3 separate regions of the Mus musculus genome follow, and regions 1 and 3 are each linked to region 2. A link is a loop called in an ENCODE intact Hi-C map of the cell type or tissue named here. Cell type or tissue: left cerebral cortex. All regions are shown on one strand. Links, peaks and the distances in the headings refer to the core of each region. The heading gives the core; the rest is flanking DNA.

What was found. Peaks named below come from ENCODE experiments on the same cell type or tissue, not always from the same donor. Only the 100,000 strongest peaks of a DNase experiment are listed, where the experiment ranks them.
Region 1: it touches region 2 in a loop (10-fold over the local background); 4 of 42 quality-filtered maps call a loop at or near these places.
Region 3: it touches region 2 in a loop (2.8-fold over the local background); 18 of 42 quality-filtered maps call a loop at or near these places.

Annotation. Positions count from the first base shown.
Region 1 is chr16:4,876,751-4,884,070 of GRCm38, reverse strand. It overlaps Ubald1 (UBA-like domain containing 1), which reads left to right and starts at 4,220. Exons shown (of 3, transcript NM_145359.2): 1 at 4,220-4,454. The coding sequence starts at 4,335. In left cerebral cortex, for the core only: CTCF peaks have their summits at 3,901, 4,148 and 6,431; DNase peaks (open chromatin) are centred at 4,165, 4,819, 5,328, 5,694 and 3 more places; H3K4me3 peaks cover 3,524 bases; H3K27ac peaks cover 4,042 bases.
Region 2 is chr16:4,960,914-4,968,233 of GRCm38, reverse strand. Anks3 (ankyrin repeat and sterile alpha motif domain containing 3) reads left to right here and starts at 3,997. Exons shown (of 17, transcript NM_028301.4): 1 at 3,997-4,114. It also overlaps 4930451G09Rik. In left cerebral cortex, for the core only: no CTCF peak of the experiment used is centred there; DNase peaks (open chromatin) are centred at 1,933 and 3,850; H3K4me3 peaks cover 2,475 bases; H3K27ac peaks cover 1,733 bases.
Region 3 is chr16:5,010,165-5,017,484 of GRCm38, reverse strand. Rogdi (rogdi homolog) reads left to right here and starts at 3,932. Exons shown (of 11, transcript NM_133185.2): 1 at 3,932-4,022; 2 at 4,111-4,182; 3 at 4,976-5,058; 4 at 5,190-5,244; 5 at 5,793-5,873; 6 at 6,543-6,638; 7 at 6,920-7,018. The coding sequence starts at 3,978. Glyr1 (glyoxylate reductase 1 homolog (Arabidopsis)) reads left to right here. Exons shown (of 16, transcript NM_001079814.1): 16 at 1,883-3,583. The coding sequence ends at 1,957. In left cerebral cortex, for the core only: a CTCF peak has its summit at 3,999; DNase peaks (open chromatin) are centred at 3,822 and 4,715; H3K4me3 peaks cover 2,053 bases; H3K27ac peaks cover 1,926 bases.

The DNA.
Region 1 (7,320 bases), core at 1,488-6,487, 85 kb after region 2:
GCACACATTGCAACCAACTTAAGCTGCAGAGGAACCATGACTGCCTGGCTCAAGTGTGTCAGCCACCACAAAGCTGCATAGCAACATACTCTTGACAGGCAACTTGTCTGATACATGGGAGAAGTGAATCCACGGACAATTTGGGTCAGAGCTTGCATTTGCAACTGTACCAGGATATCTCAATCAGAATTTCAATTTCACCAAGAATCTGGAAAGCTAAAATGAAATGACCCATATGTCACTAGGAAGAGTTCAGGTGTTTGATGTAGCCTGAGCATATCTATCCTAAAGATCTACATTGGCGAAACACTCCTCGCATCCCCCATAATGCCTGTCTGTAGCTCAGGCTGGTCTCTAACTCATAATTCTAAGTGCTGAGTGTAAGTATGTACAACCACACCCACCTTAGGACCAAACACTTTTCATATGCTGTCATCTTGCCTGAGGGATCTATGCATATTCTCTTACTTAGTACTCTGGTGTTCCATTTTCTTTTTTTTTTTTTTTTTTGGTTTTTCGAGACAGGGTTTCTCTGTGTAGCCCTGGCTGTCCTGGAACTCACTCTGTAGACCAGGCTGGCCTCGAACTCAGAAATCCACCTGCCTCTGCCTCTCAAGTGCTGGGATTAAAGGCGTGTGCCACCACGCCCGGCCATTTTCTATTTTCATCCCCAATTTATACAAGAGGAGACATAAAAGTAAAGTGCCCCTACTCCAGTCACACAGTTGATAGATGGTGTGATAGCTAGTGCTAATTGTCAATCTAATAGGTCCTGCTCTCTTAGGCATGCTTGTGGGGACTGTCTTGTCTTCATTGATGTAGAAAGACACATCTTAACTGTGCTGAGTGGCAGCATTCCTTAAACGGGACCCAGGACAGCATAAAATAGGGATGCCTGGGCCACTGAGAGCACACCAGGTAAAGGTGCTTGCCACTGAACCTGCATCTGATCCCTAGAACCAGATGGTAGAAGGCAATTGACTCCACCCTTACACCATAGCATTCACACACCCACATAAACACACAGTAAATAAATATAAAACAAAATATAAAATAAGTTGGAGCGTTGATCCTATTTTCCTGATTTTGGATGCCATGTGACTAGCTGCTTCAGCTCCCACCACCTTGACTACTCTGCCACAGCAGACGGTACCCTGTAACTGTGAGGTGGGAAAAACTTTTCCTACCTTAAATATGTTGAACTCTTTGATCAATGAGCTAAAGATATCTGAACCTGGTATAGTCTTTAAAAATCAAAAAAGAAAAGTTCTCCCTGTGAAATCCTAACACTCTTATGCATATTTCATGGTATATATGCTACATGAATGTTTTAACACACGCACGCACATGCAAAAGTGCTCTGAATTCAGTCTCCTGCCTTCCCTGATCATACAGAGGGAAAAGTCCTGAGGGCTCTGGTTGTCTCAAGAAAATGGAGAACCTGGGCACAGCAGGTATTTTACCAAGCAGAAGTGTCACTAAACAGTGTTCTTAAAGAGTTTGAATTCAGGAGTTCCAAACCCCTCCAGCAATATCCTTCTGTGTTTGTCCACTATCAACATTTGAATGGATTAATTTTATTCAACAAATATTTATTGTGCAGCTACTATGTGCCAGATGATGAGTAAGGCAACGGAGATCAACTGACAGAAGAGAGGGTGCCTGCAGACCAGCAGCAGCAGCAGCAGCAGCAACACACCTCCATTGACTAGCTCTGTGAATGGGGACATTTCTCATCATACCTGAACCTCAGGTAAGGGAAGGCTGGAAATGCCCTATTCTCTCTCACATTCTCTTCTGGCCCTGTTCCCAGGGCACATCCCAGACTGCTAAAAAATCCAAAGTCCACCCTCCAGCCAAGCAAATAGTGGCTGAAAACAACGTTGTTTTCTTTCCCTGCCACGGCTGGGAAAAACAAGCTAGCTGGAGTAACTCATCACCTGGCAGGGTGACCTTCCCTTCTGTCAGCTTTTTGTTCTGCCAGTGCAAGGCCTGCATGCAGTAGCTCTCTCTGGGCTGAGCAAGCCACTGAGGTGACTAGATAAGGTAGAAGGGTGTGCCTGTCTGTGATCCTACATCCATGAACAAAAGATCCCCCGACCCAATACTCAGCTTCCTTTGCCTGAAAGATATAGCTGGCTCACTGGGTGCCTGGTCTTTTCTTTAGCTCCAAATGTCACAAGTATAAGGAAATCCACCATCAGCTTGCTTACTATAAAAATGGGAATGACACTCCCTACAGTAGCTAACGCAGGACTCGAGAAGAGATGCATGCCAAGTCTTGTACACAGAGTACCAGGCCTTTTGCTAGGTCTGTCATGCTCATCCATCCCACACTGCACAGTGAGGAGAGTTCCCACACAAGAGTGGAACTTCGAAGAAACAACAGTCAAAAATGCCATCCAGGTCTGTCTGGCTACAACCTACCCACCTTCCTTCAGACTTTGTTACAGTCTCCATGGCAACAGTGAAATCAGAGCGGCCTTTTACTGTGATCTCCATGTGTGCTGGTTTTGCCTATAATAATGCACATGCATAGTTGGGCGTGGTGGCACACACCTTTAATCCCAGCACTTGGGAGGCAGAGGCAGGCGGATTTCTGAGTTCAGAGTGAGTTCCAGGACAGCCAGGGCTACACAGAGAAACCCTGTCTCGAAAACAAACAAACAAAAGCACATGCATGATGCTTCCTAGAAATAAAGGCATATTCTCAGCAAAAGCAAAAAAATTGGGGTACTGTTGATATGCAAAGACTACTGCTGAGTGTTTCTCCAAAAGGCAGCAAAGAGGCTGAAATCTTACTTCGTGTGGACAGATGGGCAAAACGTCTAAGAAAGGGAGACACTCACTAGTCCCGCTGCTACCCATAAACTAAACTCGCAGCTATAACTCAGAGCCTTCCAAGCTCCCCGTCCTCGTTTCTTCCTCCTTTTCTTCCTATCTAAGGATCTTTCAGTCCCACCTCCTTCCCATCTTCCTCCAGCCACCCGATCGGAGAGCCCCTAGGAGTGAAGGGCAAGATAGAACTCCATTTCCCTAGGTATCAACTGGGCCCCACACCTTTACGGCCTCAGCGGTCCTAGCGAGAACAAAGGATCAGGTGTATCAAAACGTCTCAAGAGCCCGCAGTTGGCTTCCGAGGCCTGCGCTTACTTCCTCGGGGCAGTGTCGCTATAATGAAGCTTTCGGACCTAACGCCTCCCCTCCCGGCTGGTTCTACAGGGGGCCAGGTCAAAGGTGAGGCCAGTGAGAGCAAAGAACCCGGGCAACGTCTCTCAGCCGAGAAGACAACGCCAGCCCTCTCCTCCCCCCAGCTTCTGGGCGACTCTTCCACGTCCGACCGGCCACTCTACCAACCGCGACGTCAGCCGGAAGTGGCATGTGCGGGGCTGTAAACACCGCCTGCGAAATCACGCACCCAGCTCCCGACCCCGCCCCCACGCCACGTGATGCGCCCGCCCCCGCCGCCGCCTCATTGGGCGGCCAGCTTTGTTTACCTTATATGGCCAGGTCCTAACACCCCGTGACGGCCCATTGGTACAGTCGCGACCTCACTCAGGTGACGTCACTGGGACAGAAAGATGCAAATAAACCGGGGCATTGTGGGAATGGCAGTCGTGGCCGTTTCTGTACGTGCTCCGCGCGGTCCTTTTGCCAGCAGGCTGCTGGAAGTTTTTCTTTTGCGTGGGAAAGTGGGAGTTGAAAGAAAGGGGACGCCAAGGCTCCGGAGCAGGGGCTGTCTTTTTTTTTTTTTTTTTTTTTTTTTTTTTTTTTAAGACGCTCTTCCTGCACGACTGGCCAAGAGTTAGGCAAAGATGCCTTGCGAGCTCTGGAATGCTTCCAGGAGGTGGTGATTTCTAGCAGCGCCTTGAAAGGCAGATGCTCTGCGATACCGAGCGTTTTCTAAGTCTCAGGATTTTAGGAGTGTTTCAGCCTAGGGCAGTGGAGTAGGACCAAAGCTATCAGAGAGTCCCCTAAGAGCGCGCCTATTAATATTGTGATGCTAAGCACAGCAGCACACAGGACCTCCAGGGCCCAGTGATAAGGCAAGCTTGTGCAATGGTCCCTGGTTCGCAACTTCGCCTCTCAGCCTGGGGCACGGGCTGCGCGCCCCACTGAGATCGCTCGGGAGAGGGCGTCCACGCTCCTTCCCGGTCCGTTCGGCGGGGGCGTCGCGGACTACACATCCCAGCATGCTTCGCCGGCCGCGGGGCAGCGAGGCGCGGTGAGTCAGAGCGCACAGTAAATATTTGTATTAGCCGGGGCCGGCTCGCTAATGGTGGACGCGTGAGGCTAGCGCGCAGGGAGGCCGGAGCGGGCTGCACGGCGGCGCCATGTCCGTGAACATGGACGAGCTCAAACACCAGGTCATGATCAACCAGTTCGTGCTGACGGCGGGCTGTGCGGCCGATCAGGCGAAGCAACTGCTACAAGCGGCCCACTGGCAGTTCGAGGTGCGTAGGGGAACCGGGGACGGGCGCGGGCGGTGTGGACACGTGCCGGGGTGCCGGCTGCGGGCATCACCGACCGCCAGGCCAGAGCCCCGGAAACCCCGCTATCAGGACTGGATACCCTCCCCCAACACCCCCCCCCCCCCGGTCCCGGTAACGGCTGAGGAGGAGACAGCCGCCTGGAAGACGCCCAGGGCCGTGCCGGAGGCGGAGTCGCTTGGAGAGAGCGGTCTCAGGGTCGGTGTGCCGGGTGGGCGGTTTGCGGGAGTGCGCACACGTACATGTGGATTTGTATTTACGCACGCACCGCGCTTGGGCGTCAGCAGGGCACATCGAAGGTTGTGGGCATGTGGGCGCGTGTGCGGACTCAAAGCCCGTCTCGAGTGCGTGTCTGATACAGGATACCTTTGTGTCATGTTTGGTGTGTGTGTGCAGCGTGTACATAGGTGGTGGTTTGCTGATGGTAATCGTGCTGGGTATGGTGCGGTGTATGTTCATATACGTCATGGAGTGTATGGGTGGTGTGCTGGATCCTCAGAGTAAATTACGAGAGTCTGTATGTGTGTAGCCCACTCCAAAGGTGTCACCGGGGCGGGATCCTTATGAAGACCTGGGTATCCTCGGGCCTGACAAAGGAACCTGTATCTTGGGATGGTGTACTGTATACGGTTCACTTATTTTAGGGCATTTTAGACAGAAGATGGGAAGGTCAGTCTGGCTCTCATCTACTCCCAGGTTTCTCTTGACCGGTAGGATTATGTGCCCAGTCTTTTGTGTTACTAAGATGCCTCTGTTCCTCTAACTCAAAACCCCACATTCACCACTTGTGGGTATCGAGATGAGACTCTCTGGCTTGTAGCTGTGTGGGTACATGTGTGAGTCACAACCAGAGCCAGTCTAGTATTCTGTGCCCAGTTGGAGACCCCAGAGCTTGGCTTCCCAGTGGGAACCATCCCATTTTCAGTAGGAAAAGCCAGGAAGTGGAGACCAAGGCTTAACTTCCTGGTGCAGGATCAGAACCTCCCCAGGCTGGGAAGACTGTAGCCCTTCCAGCTCTGGATACCAAGCCTTCGATCTGTTTATCTACTCCCTGCTAGACTTCCAGGCCAATGTCCCTATGCAAGAGAGGGAAGGCTTCTTCCTTTAGCCTGGATTTGCTTACCCCTGGAGGTAGCAGTGCTTGTCAGCCTCTGAGGCCTGAACGCTCTGCCTTCTGTCCCCTCCCCCTGCAGCCCCACCCCAGGGAAGTGCCTTACTGCTCAGCTCTGCAACAGTCTTAATCTGCCCTGTTGTCTCTTGGGTTGGATGTGGTAAAACTTGTAAAACCACATTCATGGCAGTTGCTGGAGCCCAGTGGCTCTGCTTGCAGGTCCTTGCCCCAGGCTGGGCAGGCAGGCAGGTGTCTCATGGGAAATGGGCCGTGTGGAAGACTCGGCCCCTCTCTCAGTGTGGCGCAGGCTGGAGGGGGATGGACTGAGATATATGGCTACCAAGATTAGGGAAAACTGTCTTCAGGAGGAGCAGGGACTTCCTGCAGCCTGGAAACAGGCTGACTGACATGGGTAAGTTCTCTGTGCTCTGGGCTTGCAGAGTCTCCCTGTCACCGGGTACAAAGTGAAGAATAAGCTGTGAGCTCCCCTTGACCTGAGGCATCTGCCTAGGTGTGAGGGGTTCCTCATGGTTAGCCCTCCCCCACCCTCCTGGTTGGTAGCATACTCCAGGCAGTGTTTCTGGGTCACATTCTCAGATTCAGGTGCTAATGGGGGCAGAGGCGGGGAGGGGGGGGGGACACACACACACACACACCTCTGTGTAGTTGGCCAGATTCTTCTCTATACTGCCCTTTGGAGGACAGTACGGGTGTGTCATGTTGGGGTCCTGGGCTAGAGGAGCAGCTGCCCCTGCTAGGAGGCCTTGAGTGACCCCAGATTCATCCCCACTCCACTGCTTGGGAACACTGGTGTTGGGCACCACCAGCAGGGCATTCCCAGAATAATTCATTGGAATATACTGGAAAAATAAAAGAGCAAGCCTGGTCTCAGCCTGGGTTTCTGTGTGAAATCAGAGGCAAGGGGCTCCCAGTCCTGCTGGCTGGCCTGGCCTCCTGCTGTTCTGGGTTGGAGTGAGGAGTGGTACTGCCTAGGCTGAAGCTTAGCAGGCTCCAGGGGACCCCTCACCCACTTGATAACCGTGCTCACCCAGCACTTTCACAACAGCATCCAGTTTCCTCTTTTCCTGAATCAGGCCAAGGCAGGATACGGTCAGTACAGACGCTATCCTTTGGGTTCCCTGAGGCCACCCTGGGGCTCCCTTCCCCAGTGACACAGGCTTTTACACCAAGTCCTCTTTTTTTTTTTTTTGGTTTTTCGAGACAGGGTTTCTCTACAGCTCTGGCTGTCCTGAAACTCACTTTGTAGACCAGGCTGGCCTCCAACTCAGAAATCCACTTGCCTCTGCCTCCTGAGTGCTGGGATTAAAGGTGTGCGCCACCACGCCCAGCTACACCAAGTCCTCTTTCACCACACTTTTTGGCCAGTCCTGAGTGTTAGCCTAGAGTCCCAGTTCAGGGTTCTGTTCCTATTCCCACCTCGTGCTAGCCCAGGGTCTTAAGCCACTTCATCCTCAGTTTTCCTGTCTGTAAAATGGAGGACACCAATTCTAGCTTTGATGGTATGCCCCTATTTTGCCCTATTTCTGCTTGAAGAGGCTGTAGCTCAGAACAACAGGTGGCTAAGGAGCTGTCCCAAAAGCTGTCATGGAAGCAGTCTTCAGTTTCTGGGTCACCCTCTAGCTGTTCGTGTTAGGGACATCCCTCCAGAGATGGAAGTTATGCTAAGAAGTCTCCACCCTCTACACTGAGACTCACTCT
Region 2 (7,320 bases), core at 891-5,890:
CGTGTTGCTGGGTGGTGGAGGCTCATGCCTTTAATCCCAGCACTTGGGAAGCAGAGAGGCAGGTGGATCTCAGAGTTCAAGGCCAGCCTGGTCTACAGAATGAGTAGAACATTCAGAACAGAGAAACTCTATCTCTAAAAACCAAACCAAACAAACCAAAAAAGTGACCTAAAGTGGCCAGAGCCCCAGCTGGCCTCCCAGATCCTCCTGCGGAGTGTAAGGGGTGTTGTCTACACTTGCTCCTCTGAGGGCTGGCCTTCAGGCAATGGAGATGGTGGAGACGGGTCCGGAGAGCCTCTTCAGCCCTCACAGATCCAGCTTGCTTCAATGATGTTAAGATTAACTGAGCAGAGACAGGTTACCCAGAGCTGAGTGGGTCCTGGAGCCCAGCTTAGCCTTTAAAATGGGTTTTGGATTCTACAGTGTTTTCATTGGGAAGTATGTTTCACCACAGCAACGTCAACAAGTGTTAATAGGTCTGACAGGATGGGGTTGCCAAGGATAAAATGCCTCAGGTGGGATCAGTAGATAGCAACCATTCTCATCATCAAGCCACTGATGTGAATATCTATCTACCTACCTACCTACCTACCTACCTACCTACCTACCTACCTACCAGCTTTTCTGAGACAGGGTTTCTCTGTTTCAGCTAGCCCTCGCTGTCCTTAAATTCAGAGATCTGTCTGCCTTTGTCTTCTGAGTGCTGTGATTAAAGCATGTAGCACCACCTCCAGTATTAGTCGTAATTGTACATATATATGTACGTGTGTTTATGTGTACCATGTGTGTGCTGGAGCCTACAGAGGCCAAAAGATGGGGGCCTGATCTGTTAGAATTGGAGTGAAAAGTGGTTGTAAGCTACCATGTAGTTCTGGAAACCAAACCTGGGTCTTCTGCAAGAGCAGCAAGCTCTCTTAATTATTGAATCATCCTGTCCAGCCCCTGCCTTTAACTTCTGATGCTCCTGCCTCAGTTTCCAAGTAGCTCATATTACATGCCTGTTCCACCAGCTCTGGATGATTGCTTGAGTTTACATAGAGGTCTTGGTCTCTCCCAGGGATGTGGGGCAGAGAGATGATTATAGCTATGGTATTGGTAGTTCCTGCAACTAGGCGCCTAGAGCTTGTGTTGTGGCCTTTCCTGTTTGTTTCCCAATTCTCCCTGATCTCCTACTAGGGTAGCATTAAGCACCACTGTGCAGGTATTTGTGGAACAAACCCCTTCTTTTCCTTGCTGGATCACTTAGTAGCTGAACATAAGTTCAGCTATGAATTAGCTAGGTTATGGAGAGACACTTGAGACATGCAGCTCTGACAATGGCCAGACAATATAAAATGTCTTGGTAGAAAACAACACAGATCAGGGTGGGAAATCAGAGAGAAAATCAAATGTGCTCCTAGTTCTGAGGGAGGGCGTGCTCATGTGCTACATACCCGATGGCCAGGCTGTCCTTGTGGGAGGAAGAGAGGCAAAACCAGTGGTTTAACCATTCCACTGCTCGTGGAATCCTTATGAGACTTGGGACGACCTCCCTCCCCTCCCCTCCAGAGTTCCCAAGGCCAGTGTCCTACAGACCTCAGGTGAAGGACTCCTCCCTGCAGTAACCCAGGTCCCTGACTCATCGACACCAACAGGGTCTTCAGCCAGCTCCTCAGTCAGGTCTGGAATCAGGACGGGCTCGTTCCGCTGAAAGATGAAGAGCTCTTCTTCCTCACAGTCAGACTGCAGAGAGACCAGGGCACTTTAGAGGAAAAGGCAGTCATACTTTGCACATCCTGCCCAGGAGCAGGTCTGGAAAGATCAGTTCTCGACAAAGGGCCTTGTTCTGTGCTGCTTTCTGCTGCCAATTTGAAAACAGGCTTGGCAGCATACCTCCTGTTGGTGAGATGTGGGCTTCGTTTTTCACAGGCCATATGCAAGCCTTGCACACAACGGATGCTGCATTAATTAGACAATGGATGTGCTGTGTTAATGCACACAACAGATGCTGCATTAATGCATACAATGGACACTGCATTAAAGCCAGCACTGAACAACGGTAGTGAAGAGGCACAAACTAGTCACCTTGCTTCTAGAATCCTTGCTCTTCACTTGAAATGTCCTGTGCCAACCTATGTGCTGAGCGTCTGACCAGTGGATCACAATGGATCCCTCTCACATGTATAAATGGCCACTGATACTGTCAGTGACCCCCCGGCTCACCTCAAGTGGCAGAATCCCTCCCAGACCATACCATGTGGCCTTGGCAAGGTTATCACTCTCAGAGCTTGGAGCTGGACCCGACCGGACCCAACAGAGTTGAGAGCAGTCCAACAGCAGGGTGGGAAGTCCAGGGCTTTGGTACCGAGTCCACCTGGGAGTTAGGACCACAGGAGGAGTGGCCTTGGAGATACAGAGCACTAATATCCACACTCAAGAGTTCTGGCAAACCCAGAGAGAAGCCTGGAAGAAGTGGATACCCAGAAGTAATCCCAGACACTGATGAGTGAAAATAAAGTCCATAGACCAAAGTGGGGTCTGTAGAGGAGTGCCCGAAGCTGTCCTTGCCCAGGCTGGCAGTTAATATCCAGGAGAAAGCTCTTGCTCACCAGGGACGAGTCTGAATCCAGAGATGGAAGCTGGTTTTTGGCAGCCTCAAGGATGGCATCCCAGGGAGAAACTGGCAAGGACATCACTGCTTTGTCTTTGGATGTCATGGGGGCCAGGACTCAAAGGACACCGTCTGTCATCATCAAGGAGTCCTGTGGAGCACACAAGGTGAGGTGGCAGTGTCTGGGTGTTCAAGGAGAAACTAGCATTGGTAGCCTTCCCAAAGCCTTGATCAGCTGTAGATGAAAATGCACCCGCAAAAATTCTAGTTTCTACCCATTTCCTTCTGGTTCTGCAAACTTATGTCACTTGGTAGCAGGACTGTATGTGTGGGTATGTGCAGTCATGAGTGCACAAGATGGTGGTGTCCTCTACTGCTCTCATAGAGGATCACAATTCAGTTTCCAAAACCACAACTACTTGCAACTTTAACCTCAGGGAGAGCCCGTCTCTGGCGTCCACTCGTATCTGCACTGGAGTACACATACCCACCTTCACACCCATACACATAATTAAAATACAAACTAATTCATTAATATAATTAAAAATAATCTTTAGAATTAGAGGTTTAAGATCCATTATTCAAGAGATTTTTTTTTTTAGTCATCACTCAAATGAGTCTCTATAATCCAGTCGCTGGCTCAGCTCCACCTTTTATATCTCACCCTAAAGAAAACACGTTCAGTCCTCAGGGGCAGAGGGACTTTAGGATTGTGGGTGAAGGCCTAGCAAGCGGACCAAGCAGATCAGCTAACGGTGCCAAACCAGAGCTGCGTCAGAGGAGTGAGTGGGGTCTTAGGGCATTTGAGCAAGGACGGGTGCTTGGCTGTCCTGAATTGGGAACCACAGGTGGAGACGCTTTTGGTATACGCACCAAAAGATGTTTCCTACCAGGGGCTTTGGCGGTAGGACACAGAATCACCGAAGTGAAGGGGGCCGCCCAGGACTGATCGTCCTTTAGGTGTGCAAGGCGGGGAGGGTTGAAGGAAGGCTTGACCCGCAGAGGAAAGAGCATGGAGGAGCTCAGAAGACCGAGCGGCTCAGTGTTTCTCCTCAAAGCCAGTTGGCCCCGCCTCGCCCCGCCCCGCGCCAGGCGTCGTTGTCAAGGGAACTGGAAGGCAGCGGGACGAGGCAGTCCGTGCTAGAGCCGAGGGGAGGGTCTCATTCCCTGCCACCCGCAGCCAGGACCCACCCATCGTCGCGTGGGTTTCCGCGGTCTCCCACTTGCCTCAGCCGCTCCGCCCGCCCACTTGCCTTGTCCCCGTGCTGAGTACGGCCACCCACGGCGGCCTGGCGACTCGCCGCCTGCCTCTCTGCCTCAGGATTGGCTCCCGAGCGAATGGGCCGGTATCTGCCATCTCATGGGCTGCTGTGGCGTGTCAATAACAGAACGTCCGTCACCTTCCCGGGATGCTCTGCGCCGTGCGAGGATTACTTCCGGGGTGGGCCGGGCGCAGGGCTGTCGGCCGGTGAGGGGCGAGCCGCTGTCGCTGGAGGGTGGCCCGGGAACCTGAGGCCTTGCAAGGTAGGCCGGGCCGCGGCAGGGCCCTCTGAGAGGTGGGGCCCAAGGCGCCCTGAGTCTGCTCGGGTGGGCAGCCCTGGCGTTTGCCTGTCGCAGGGTTTGGGGACACGGGCCCGCCGCCGTGGTGCTAAACTAAGGGGTCACGCGAGGTGTCGGCCAGACTGCTGAGCCACACGGGAGCCTGCGGTCGTGCATAGTCGCCGGGACCGCTAGGGTCGGAACTGCGTCGTACATTTGGGCTGCAGGGGCTCCCTCGAGGCCTTCATGGATCTCTTGGAGGAATGACAGTTGCCTCCAGAATAGAATTTTTTTTAAAACTAAGATTTAAGAATTTTAAGAATAACTTATCAGGGCTGCAACTGAAATTCTGAGAGAGAGAGGTGCAGAAGACATAGAAACTTTTATTTTACTTGAATCGATTTTTTGGGGGTGTTGGTTTTTTGAGATTGTGGGCGTGTCTCACTGTGTAGACCAGGCTGGCCACAGACTCACTGAGATCTACCTCCCAGATGCTGAGATTAAAGGCCGGTGCCACTACGCTGGCGGGTTGGATGTTTTTAGTGTAAGCATCTAATGTTACCCAGGTTGTCCTTGAACTCAAAGGCGGTCCTATTGTCTCAGCCCCCCAAGAGCTGGAGTTGCAGGTGTGAGTTCTTCCAGGGTTCTGCTAATCCGCCTATGGTTTCCAGTTTGGGGAAGCACGTGTCCATTCTGTTGGTTCAGACTAGGTTAGGTGCTACTTGAGCGCAGGCCTTGCAGCAGGAGAAGCTGGTGTTTCCAGGATACAGGCCTTGTTTTCACCTTACCAGCCCACACACATCACTCATCGTGAGACTGGCAAACTGTTGTATGTTGTCCTTTTTATAACTTTTAAAAGTAAACTTATGTCCTTGCAAGTTGTGTATATATAGTGCTTATCACTGAGATAGATCCTCAACAATCTTTCTACTTTTTAAAAACATATTTGTTTTAATCTAAGTACACTGTAGTTGTCTGGTGATTGTGAGCCATGTGGTTGCTGGGATTTGAACTCAGGACCTTCAGAAGAGCAGTCAGTGCTCTTGACTGCTGAGCCATCTCTCCAGCCCATCTTTCTACTTTTAAAATATTTTAGTCTCACTAAGTTGCCCAGGCAGGCTTGGGATTTGACTCTTCTGCCTCGTCTGGAAGTTGTGCTGCCAGGCCCAGCTTTCACCAACACAGGATAATGCTAGAGTGTTTAAGGGCCTCGAGGGAATTAGTACCTTCTGGGTCATACTTCCTTCGGGCTTCCTTCTGGGTTCACCAGAACTCTTGAGTATGGATATTGTGGTGCTCTGTATCCTTGAGGCCACTCCTGTGGTGGTCTTGACCCCGAGATGGGACCCAGGTGGGTTCAGTGCCAAAGCCCGGGTCTTCCCACCCTGCTGTTCTACTCTTGACTCTGTTGGGTCAGGTTAGGGTCAGTTCCAACCTCAGCGTAATAACCTTGCCAGAGCACTGCGATATTGTCCCGGAAGGACTCAGCCACTTAAAGTGGCTTGGGATCACTGAGGTGGCCCCCACCAATGCTTAGTACCAGTGACCATTTATCTACGTATGTGGCACAGGCCTTTAATCTCAGCAAAGACAAGTGTATCTGTGCCATCAAGTTTAGTCTGGCCTACACATTGAGTTCTAAGTCATCCAGGGCTACACAGTGGGACCTTGTCTCAAAACAAAACAGTGGCCATTGCACAGGTAAGAGCAGAAAGTGAAACTGAGGCTCTACTCACTGTAAACTGCCGTTATCTCTTCTCCCTTCACCTCCGACCCCCACAGACTTTGCCTTGGTAGGGCTCGGACTCGTGGCTGAAGGCCTTATGCAGAGGGGCACCTGACCTCTCTCAGAACTCTTCCTGTCCTGTACTAGCTTCCTATTGCTCCCAGACTTAAGAATCTGTTAGAAGATAAATGGCTAGGCTTTGGTTTGAGTAGGATTACCCAGAAGAAAGGACTCCTAACCATACACCTGTCATCCTGTGTTCATCTGTTATACATAAAAGGGTTGCATAGCTGGATTCCTGCTCAAGTAACATCAGGATTGCATTCTGCAGTCTGCTAGGGTTTTCTTTTCCCCTGTCCTACTCGTCCTTTCTCTCCTCTTCCCCTCCCCCCCTTTCTTTTTTGAGACAAATTCTATGTTCCCAGCTGTTTTGTTGTTGTTTTACCTTGTTGTTTTCCTTTCTGAGAGAGGGTTTCACTCTTGTAGTCCTGGAACTCTCTCTAGACCAGGTTGGTCTCGAACTCACAATCCTGTCTCCATCTCCCCAAGTGCCATAATTAAGTCAGGCATCACTATATATAGCCTTCCATGTGATTTGTGGAGATGCAAATGCACTGCATTCCTGGTCTTTATGGTTTTTTTTTTAACCTTAACTTTTTTTTTCAAAGATTTATTTATTATATGTAAGTACATTTTAGCTGTGTTCAGAAGATGCCCCAGAAGAGGGCATCAGATCTCATTATGGATGGTTGTGAGCCACCATGTGGTTGCTGGGATTTGAACTCAGGACCTTCGGAAGAGCACTTGGTGCTCTTAACCGCTGAGCCATCTCTCCAGCCCCTAACATTTTTTTTTAAATTATGTATATGTGTGTTTCTGTATGGACATGTGCATGTGAGTGTATTGAATCCCCTGGCGGCAGCTGTGAGTTGTGTCATATGGATGCTGGAAATTGAACTCGGGTCCTCTGTAAGAGTTGTACACTCTCTTAACTGCTAAGCCATCTCTCCTGCCCTGGTTTGTTTTAGAAGACTTAAAATGATATGTATGCATGTATCTGGGGGCGGAGTGGGTCGTATGTTCACACATGAATGCAGATCTTCAAACTGGAGGGAGTGTTGGGTCCTCTGGCGCTGTAGTTATAGGAAGTTGTAAGCCACTGAACATAGGTGCAAGGAACTGAACTTGGGTCCTCTGTAAGAGCAATACAAACTCCTAACCCCTGAGCCATCTTTCTGGGCCTCACCCTTGCTTTTATTGAGAGAGGATCTCTGTGTAGGTATGCTGGCCTAAACTTGTTATGTCATCCAGGCTGACCTTAAATTCATGATCTTCCTGCCTCTCTTCCACTTTCCCAGTGCTGGGATTACAGAGGTATGCCACTACACCCAGCTTCTGTGCATCTGTAGCAGCAACCCTTTAGACATACATGTCCATTAATGGGGAACTAGGACCTGGAGAAGCT
Region 3 (7,320 bases), core at 1,267-6,266, 49 kb before region 2:
GTATCTACTTACCAATTACAGTGCTTGCTCCAGTCACATCATTTCACATACCATAATATGTTATACCACATGGGCACATTAGAAAAGTTTCTTTTGGAAAAGGAGTCTTTCTTGTCCTGGCACCTTCTTCATGCCTGCACTCACATATGTCTCTCCCATCAGTCTCCTAAGTAGCTGGAACTTTTTTTTTTAAGATTTATTTTTACTATTTTATATATATATGAGTACACTGTAGCTGTCTTCAGACAGACTAGAAGAGAGCATTGGATCCCATTACAGATGGTTATGAGCCACCATGTGGTTGCTGGGAGTTGAACTCAGGACCTCTGGAAGAGTTGTCAGTGCTCTTAACCACTGAGCCATCTCTCCAGCCCAGTAGCTAGAATTTTAATTTCCACTTAATTTCTTCTCTTTTAAAATCACTTTTTAGGACTGGAGAGATGGGTCATCGGTTCCTGCCTGTGATGGTGTTCTTGGTGTTCAGTCTAGAAAGCTGCTCAGCCTTCCTTGAGCATTAACAGATATGACAGAAATGTGCGTGTTCTCCTTTACAGTGGCCCTGCTTAGACTGCTCAGCTGCGCATCACCTCAGCAAAACTGGGTGCCCTGTTGCCTTTCACACGATGGCTTTGATTCTTTTCAAGCTTTCATGCAGTCCCCAGAGTCTTGGATGGCTTCTATTGCTAGACCCTGCTCTGGGTTCTGGAACATGCTGGGATACAAGCAGCGCCTCCGATCTTCATTCACATCACTTACATTTTAATGGAAACACAAAATAAGCTTGACGCTTTTAAACAAGTAAAGACTGTAAAGAGTATAATAAATACAGTTTGGGGAGGCTGAGCTGGCAGAAAATCTCAGCAGTTAAAAGTGTGCACAGACACTGGCAGAACACCCGCACACATAACAATCAATGGCACCATTAATCCCAAACCTCAGGAGGCAGGTGCAGTCTGACCGGTGAGTTAGAGGCAAGCCTAGTCTACATAATGAGCCAGCCAGCGCTACAGAGTGAGACCCTGTCTTTAAAACAATAGTAATAAATAAGCCAAATGTAATATAGTGAATTCCAGGAGAGCTGGGGCTACATAGTGGGAAGATAAAAGGAAGAACAAACAAACATGAGATCCTTGTAGGCTGTAAGGAAAGCCCTGTCTCAACAATAAAACCCAAACCCTGGGGCTGATGGATCAGGACTTAAGAGAACCAGCTGCTTTTCCAGAGGGCCGGGGTTCAAATTCCAGCACCCATATGGCAGATCATATACATCTGTAACTCTAGTTCCAGGAGATCCAAACCCCTCTGAGAGCACCAGGCACCCACATAGTGCACAGACATACATGCAGGCAAACAGACACATGAAATAATAAAATAAATTTTATAACTGAATAAAACAAAAGTAATAAAATAATGTATGTAGGCTCTAAGGTAATAAAACAGAGATAGCTGGTATATCAATGGGCACAGCTGCTGTGTTGATGAGCACAAAGGAGCCTTTGGAAAGGTTGGTTGGGAGGTGTCAGCCATTTTTTAAGAAAGGGCACAGTGATCCTGAGTATAATACAACATCCTCGGAAGACTGCATTGAGGGCTGTCACCTTGACTCCTAACAGCACTGAGCACTTCACATGTCTGCGTATAAATAGAGCCATGAGGGTTGTGACTGTTCCTTCTTCAGGTGGGGCTGTGGCAGAAGCCCACAGGCTAGGCCATCTGCTCCACATCAAGCCAGTATTCATACCCACATATCTCAAGCTCTAGGTCCTGCCTGCTAAGCAACAGGCTAGAACCATCTGGAAATGGCTCCAGGAATCAGGGCTCTACCACATAGTAGCTCTGTAGCTAGAGACCAACCTCTACCTCTTTTATTTTTTTTTTTCAGGTATACAAAAGAGCCAAGGCACTGGACCAGTCTGACAATGATATGTCTGCCGTGTACCGAGCCTACATACACTAAGCCTTGCCTGCCCATCTACCCTCCCATCTTCCCTCTGACCTCCCCTCCCAGTGTGGGGTCAGGGTTCTGGGACTAGCTCTGGACCAGTCACCTGTCTCCATTTCCTTTTATACAGACTTTGAAACTTGCATCAGCACAGTACACAGCAGCACCCTGTCTCCCTGAGGCCCTGGCCAGGGATAAGAGGATCTATCTCTCCTGGTGGCTGTGAAGAAGCTCTTGAGCTGGGCCTTGATTGACCCTGGAGCAGGAGGTTGTGGATTCTCTCTGTTCCTCTGTGTTCTCTGTCTCTGTCACACACACACCCAGGATAGAAGCTACCCAGAAACTGCTGCCTGGCTGTTCTTGCAAGCTTAGCCCCCTTCTGGTCAAGAGACTGGAGGGACTAGAATTGACAGGGAGCACTGGAAGCTTTCAACTTCCCCAGGACAGAGACTGGCCCCCACTGGGCCCCTGAAAGGAGAGGCCCCTCAGCCATCATGAACCAACAGATTCCCTGAGGAGGCTCTGTGGATCACCAGCTGAGGAGGATTTTCCTGTAGACACTACCATTACACCGCAGCTCCCAGAGTGTCTCTGTGAACTGAAGAGAGACCAGCATAGCCACATAGACCCCTCTTCAGGGGGAGCAGAGTCTACAGTCTTCTGTCCTGAGCCTGTTCCTCCCAGGAGGTTTCATTTGGATTTGCATTCCAGCCCAAGGGAAGGGGCCGTAAGGGCCTTGGGAGCAGTGAAGTGTATGGGCGGCTCCTTCCTGTTTCCATTACGCCAGGCTCTTGAGCTGGGCTACCTGTTCAGCCTGCTCTACACAGGTCCCCTGCATGTCCCTCTTCCCCTTTTCCTTCCATGGAGATATTTCTGTCCCATCCTCTTTTGACCCAGCCCCAGCCTGATCAACACCAATAATAAGCATTTCCTAGATGAGCATTTCCTAGGCTGGGCTTTTGATGAGGAACCTTACTTCTGCCAGTGGTTCCAAGTTCTGGGTTTTTTGGGACTTGAAGCATTTCTCCTTGAAGAGGGGACCAGAGAGGCTTAGAATGTCACACGAGAGGAATCACCCGAGGAAGCCTTCCTCCTCATGAGTTTGGATTTTCAAAGCCACGATTTAACTTTTCCATCTGGGATAAGGATCTCAGGACATGGGCACGGGGCAGGGGATGCTTGTGGAGTTCAGTGCAATTGTCCATTCACTGGGATGCTGAACAGTTTCTGTCTGGACACAGCCTGTCTTGGTCCTGGGGGCTGGGGGTGGGGAAGATGCTGTAAGAAAACCGGTTAGTCAATGTTGTCTTAATATTGTTGACAATTCTGTAAAGTTCCTTTTTATGACTATTTCTGTTTAAGCTATTTCACCTTTCATTTTGAAACCCTTTCCTTTTATGGAGAAAATGTGACACTGTGGAAATGCTTGTAAGAAAGCCCCTACTCCCGCTTTTCCTTGAAATGACAGATCTAGGTGATTACGGTTGTGAATTTTTATTTTCACTTTGTTTTTAATGAACATTTGTCTTTCAGAATAGGATTGTGTGATAATGTTTAAATGGCAAAAAAACAAAACATGATTTTGTGCAATTAACAAAGCTACTGCAAGAAAAAAAAATAAAACATTTCTTGGTACCATAACTGTATCATTGTACCCAAATGCTAGGGGGACCTAGGTAGGAGCCAACTCACCTGATTCTTTCCCGGTGGAACCCTGGGCGGGCTCCATCTAGCCGGACAATACTGGAATAACTTGATGGACGGCCCCGCCGACCAATCAGTGGTGGCCAAAGCCCGGGTCCCTGCTGAAAAACAGGGATTGAGGCGGGCGGATAGAAGGCGAGGCGTGGCCTATCCGTCTAGCCACTCACCAGCCAGGACTAGAAGCTACAGCCAGTCGCTTGAGGCGTAGCCGGCTTGAGGGCGGAGCTTGTGCCCTATTTGCCAATCGGTCACGGGAGGAGGCGAAAAAGGGGCGGGCGTTGCGCGCCAAGCTCCTGACTACAGACCTCAGAGACGGTGCGCGGCTAGGAGGATGGCGACCGCGATGGCTGCGAGCGCCGCGGAGCGGGCAGTACTGGTGGGACGCGCTCGGCGGGCAGGGGGCGGCGGGCGGCCAGCCGACCGGCGGCGGGGATGGGATGGGTTTGACGCCGCGCTGTCCGCAGGAGGAGGAGTTTCGCTGGTTACTGCACGCTGAGGTGCACGCCGTGCTGAGACAGCTGCAGGACATCCTCAAGGTAACGCTCCCGCTGGTCCCGCCCGGCCTGCCATCCTTCCTATCCACCGGGTCCTGCCAATCGCACACAGCAGATGCTGAGCGTGACCCGTGCAGATACCCACTTCTGAGAGTACAGTTCAGACGCAGACATGCTGGCATGTAATTACACAAGCAGTGGGCACCAGGTCTTGAGTGTGAACTATCTTCGAAACTGACATTTATCTGTGAGCAAGCAGGGTAGTGGTGAAAGCTTGTGATTTCAGCACTCGGAAGAGTGAGGCTAGAGGTTCATGAGTTAGAAGCCAGCCTTAGGCTCCATTGTGAAACACTGTCTCAAACAAAACAGTCTCAAAACAACACTGATAATCCGAGCTCTGAAGTGATCTCAGCCAAGTTACCCGGATTTCTGAGCCTGTTCCCTTACCCTAACCAGGCTCACACGTCTGTTTGTGAAGATAAATAAACTATCTCACAGAATGCCTAGGACAGTAACCTAGCAAAGCCTGTTACTGTGACTACTGATTGTCTGATTCGGGGACTCTGCTCCCCACACATATCACAGCACTCCAGCTTTCTAGGCACTGTGCCTCTCTGTTCTGTGTTCCACCTGGCTGCTCATGATATACTCAGGACTGGAATGAACGGGTCTGAGCTCATAAAATCTTGGAGGTTTAGTAGGGCAGAGGCAGAGGGGCCAGGTCAGGCCTGCCCTCCTCGTCCCTTCCCCTGCTAACCTGGCAAAGTATCCAGGCCTTGGAATGGAACACTGGCCAGACTGAGGTGAGGTGTTGGGACTGCGCTGTCTTCCACAGGAGGCCTCTCTCCGCTTCACTCTCCCAGGCCCCAGCACCGAGGGCCCTGCCAAGCAGGAGAACTTCATCCTGGGCAGCTGTGGGTGAGCTGGGTTGGGCAGGAGCCTTTGGAAGGGGTGTACACCTGGGGGGAGGAAATGCCCAGGGTACGGTGGGGCAGCCTGCAAGGGGAGGGAGCAGTAGCAGGCGCTCCTCTGACTCGTGTGTGTTACAGCACAGACCAGGTGAAAGGGACTCTGACTCTGCAAGGGGATGCCCTCAGCCAAGCGGTGAGTCCCCCAACAGTCCAGCTGGTGACAAGGATGGTGATGGCTTAGCTCTGCCACCAGCTAGCTCTGTGACCCTGGCTCTGACCCTTGTTGTCTCTGACCTGTTTCCTTGTATGTCTGTAATGTCACAGGCAACCCTCACACTACCTCATGAGATAGGCTTTAGATCCCAGGAGGGGAAGGACAAGAACCTGATGGCATTACACTTAGTTCAGCCTGGCATCTGGACCCTGTGAAATACAAACTTTGGAAGCCTAGGCAGGCTGGCCCCGCATCAAAGTTGAATGAGCCACCACCCTCTGATCTAAGGCCTCAAAGGCCCTGGGGGACAGCCCGTCCCCACGGTTCAGACTACACCACTACCTCCTGTCCAGCTCTTCCCCTTTCTCAGCTTCTCTCGCCCCCCCCCCCACCACCACCACCACCACCACTTTGTGGTTCTTCCTGGGTCTGAGTTCCTATTTCTTGACATTCCTCTTTATCTCCCTCCTGGCTGGCTGAGGCGCCTAGGGCCTCAGCCATCCCCCCACTGCATTGCTGGCTCACAGGATGTGAACCTGAAGATGCCTCGGAACAACCAGTTGTTGCACTTGGCCTTCCGGGAAGACAAGCAGTGGAAGCTGCAGCAGGTGAGGTCCAGCACTCAGCCTGGGCGGCCCAAGGCAGGCCCGAGCCAAGGCCTCCCTGGACAAGTCTTGCAGTGGGGACTTTGCGACCACAGCAAATATAGCAGAATTGGGGGTAGGGGGGGGCAGAGTCTGCTCCACATTAGGGATGTGAAACCAGCCCTAGTTTTGCGACTCTGGCCATGTTAGGACAGCTGAAGGTCCCTTTGAATGTCACTTAACAGGGGCTTCCCATGTACTGTGAATCAACCACAAGCTTTCTGCCTACCCACAGGCCATGTGACACACATGGGCACACGCACACACACCCTGATCTGAAGCTGGTTTACAGGTCCCCCTCCTTGCTCTCCCTGGGCACCTGGGCACGCTTGTTTCTGCCCTTGAGCCTCGTACACTTACCTTATGGGTGTACTAGGGCTTATCTTTTGAGCAGTGACTTACACAGGGGCAAGAGCCAGCATGCCTTGGCTGCCATGATTGTCCTGGCCATCCAGGTTCAAATACTCCAGCTTTGGAGGTGGTCAAGACCACAGATGGCACCACCTTCTCCTGGGAGCTTAGCCTCTCAAGTGGGCCCCATGTTCTGGGATCAGGCTCAAGACCCAGAAATGTGGCTTCCCTGAAACTGACAGACTTTGTTTCTGTGGGTGGGGCGTGGGGGGCTGTTTCCAGATCCAGGATGCCAGGAACCATGTGAGCCAAGCTATTTATCTCCTAGCAAACCGGGATGAGAGCTACCAGTTCAAGACAGGAGCGGAGGTCCTCAAGGTACTCTTCCCGTGTCGGCGCCTTGCATCCTGTCCCAGGCTTCTTTGGAAGCTGCTCCTTCCCAGCCATGACTCAGGGATCTGGCCACATGTGTTAGCTTATGACCTGAATTACAGCATCTGCTAAGCTTGTAGATTAGGCCTGGGAACCATGGGAACCATGGTCACCTGGCAACAACAGAATCTACAGATGTTGCTTGCCGATGCTAGGGGCTTGGGCTGGGACACAGGGGAGCCCAGCTGCTGCCACCAAAGTAGCAGTGGCCACCTGCCCCTCCCCAGCTCATGGATGCTGTTATGCTGCAACTGACTAGAGCCAGAAGCCGGCTCACTACCCCAGCCACCCTCACCCTGCCGGAGATTGCTGCCAGCGGCCTCACGGTCAGTACCTCAGACAGCCCCTACCCCAAGAAAGAAGTCTCTACTGAGAGGTCCAGCCAGGGGGATTTCTGTGCCTGGGTGGTTTTCTGCAGGCTTCTGGGTTGGGTTCTTGGCCTGTATCCTGTCCCCCAATATGTTAACACAGTTTCCCGCCAGTGGTGTCCAATCTAGCAGCCAGCACATAGAGATTATGGGGAGCCTCTGGTAACTCAGCCTATGGAGAAGCATCTGGGGATAGGACTGGGCTCCTCCCCTCCCCCATAATGCCATACCCTGTAGCAGTGCAGCCTAAAGTCCCTCCT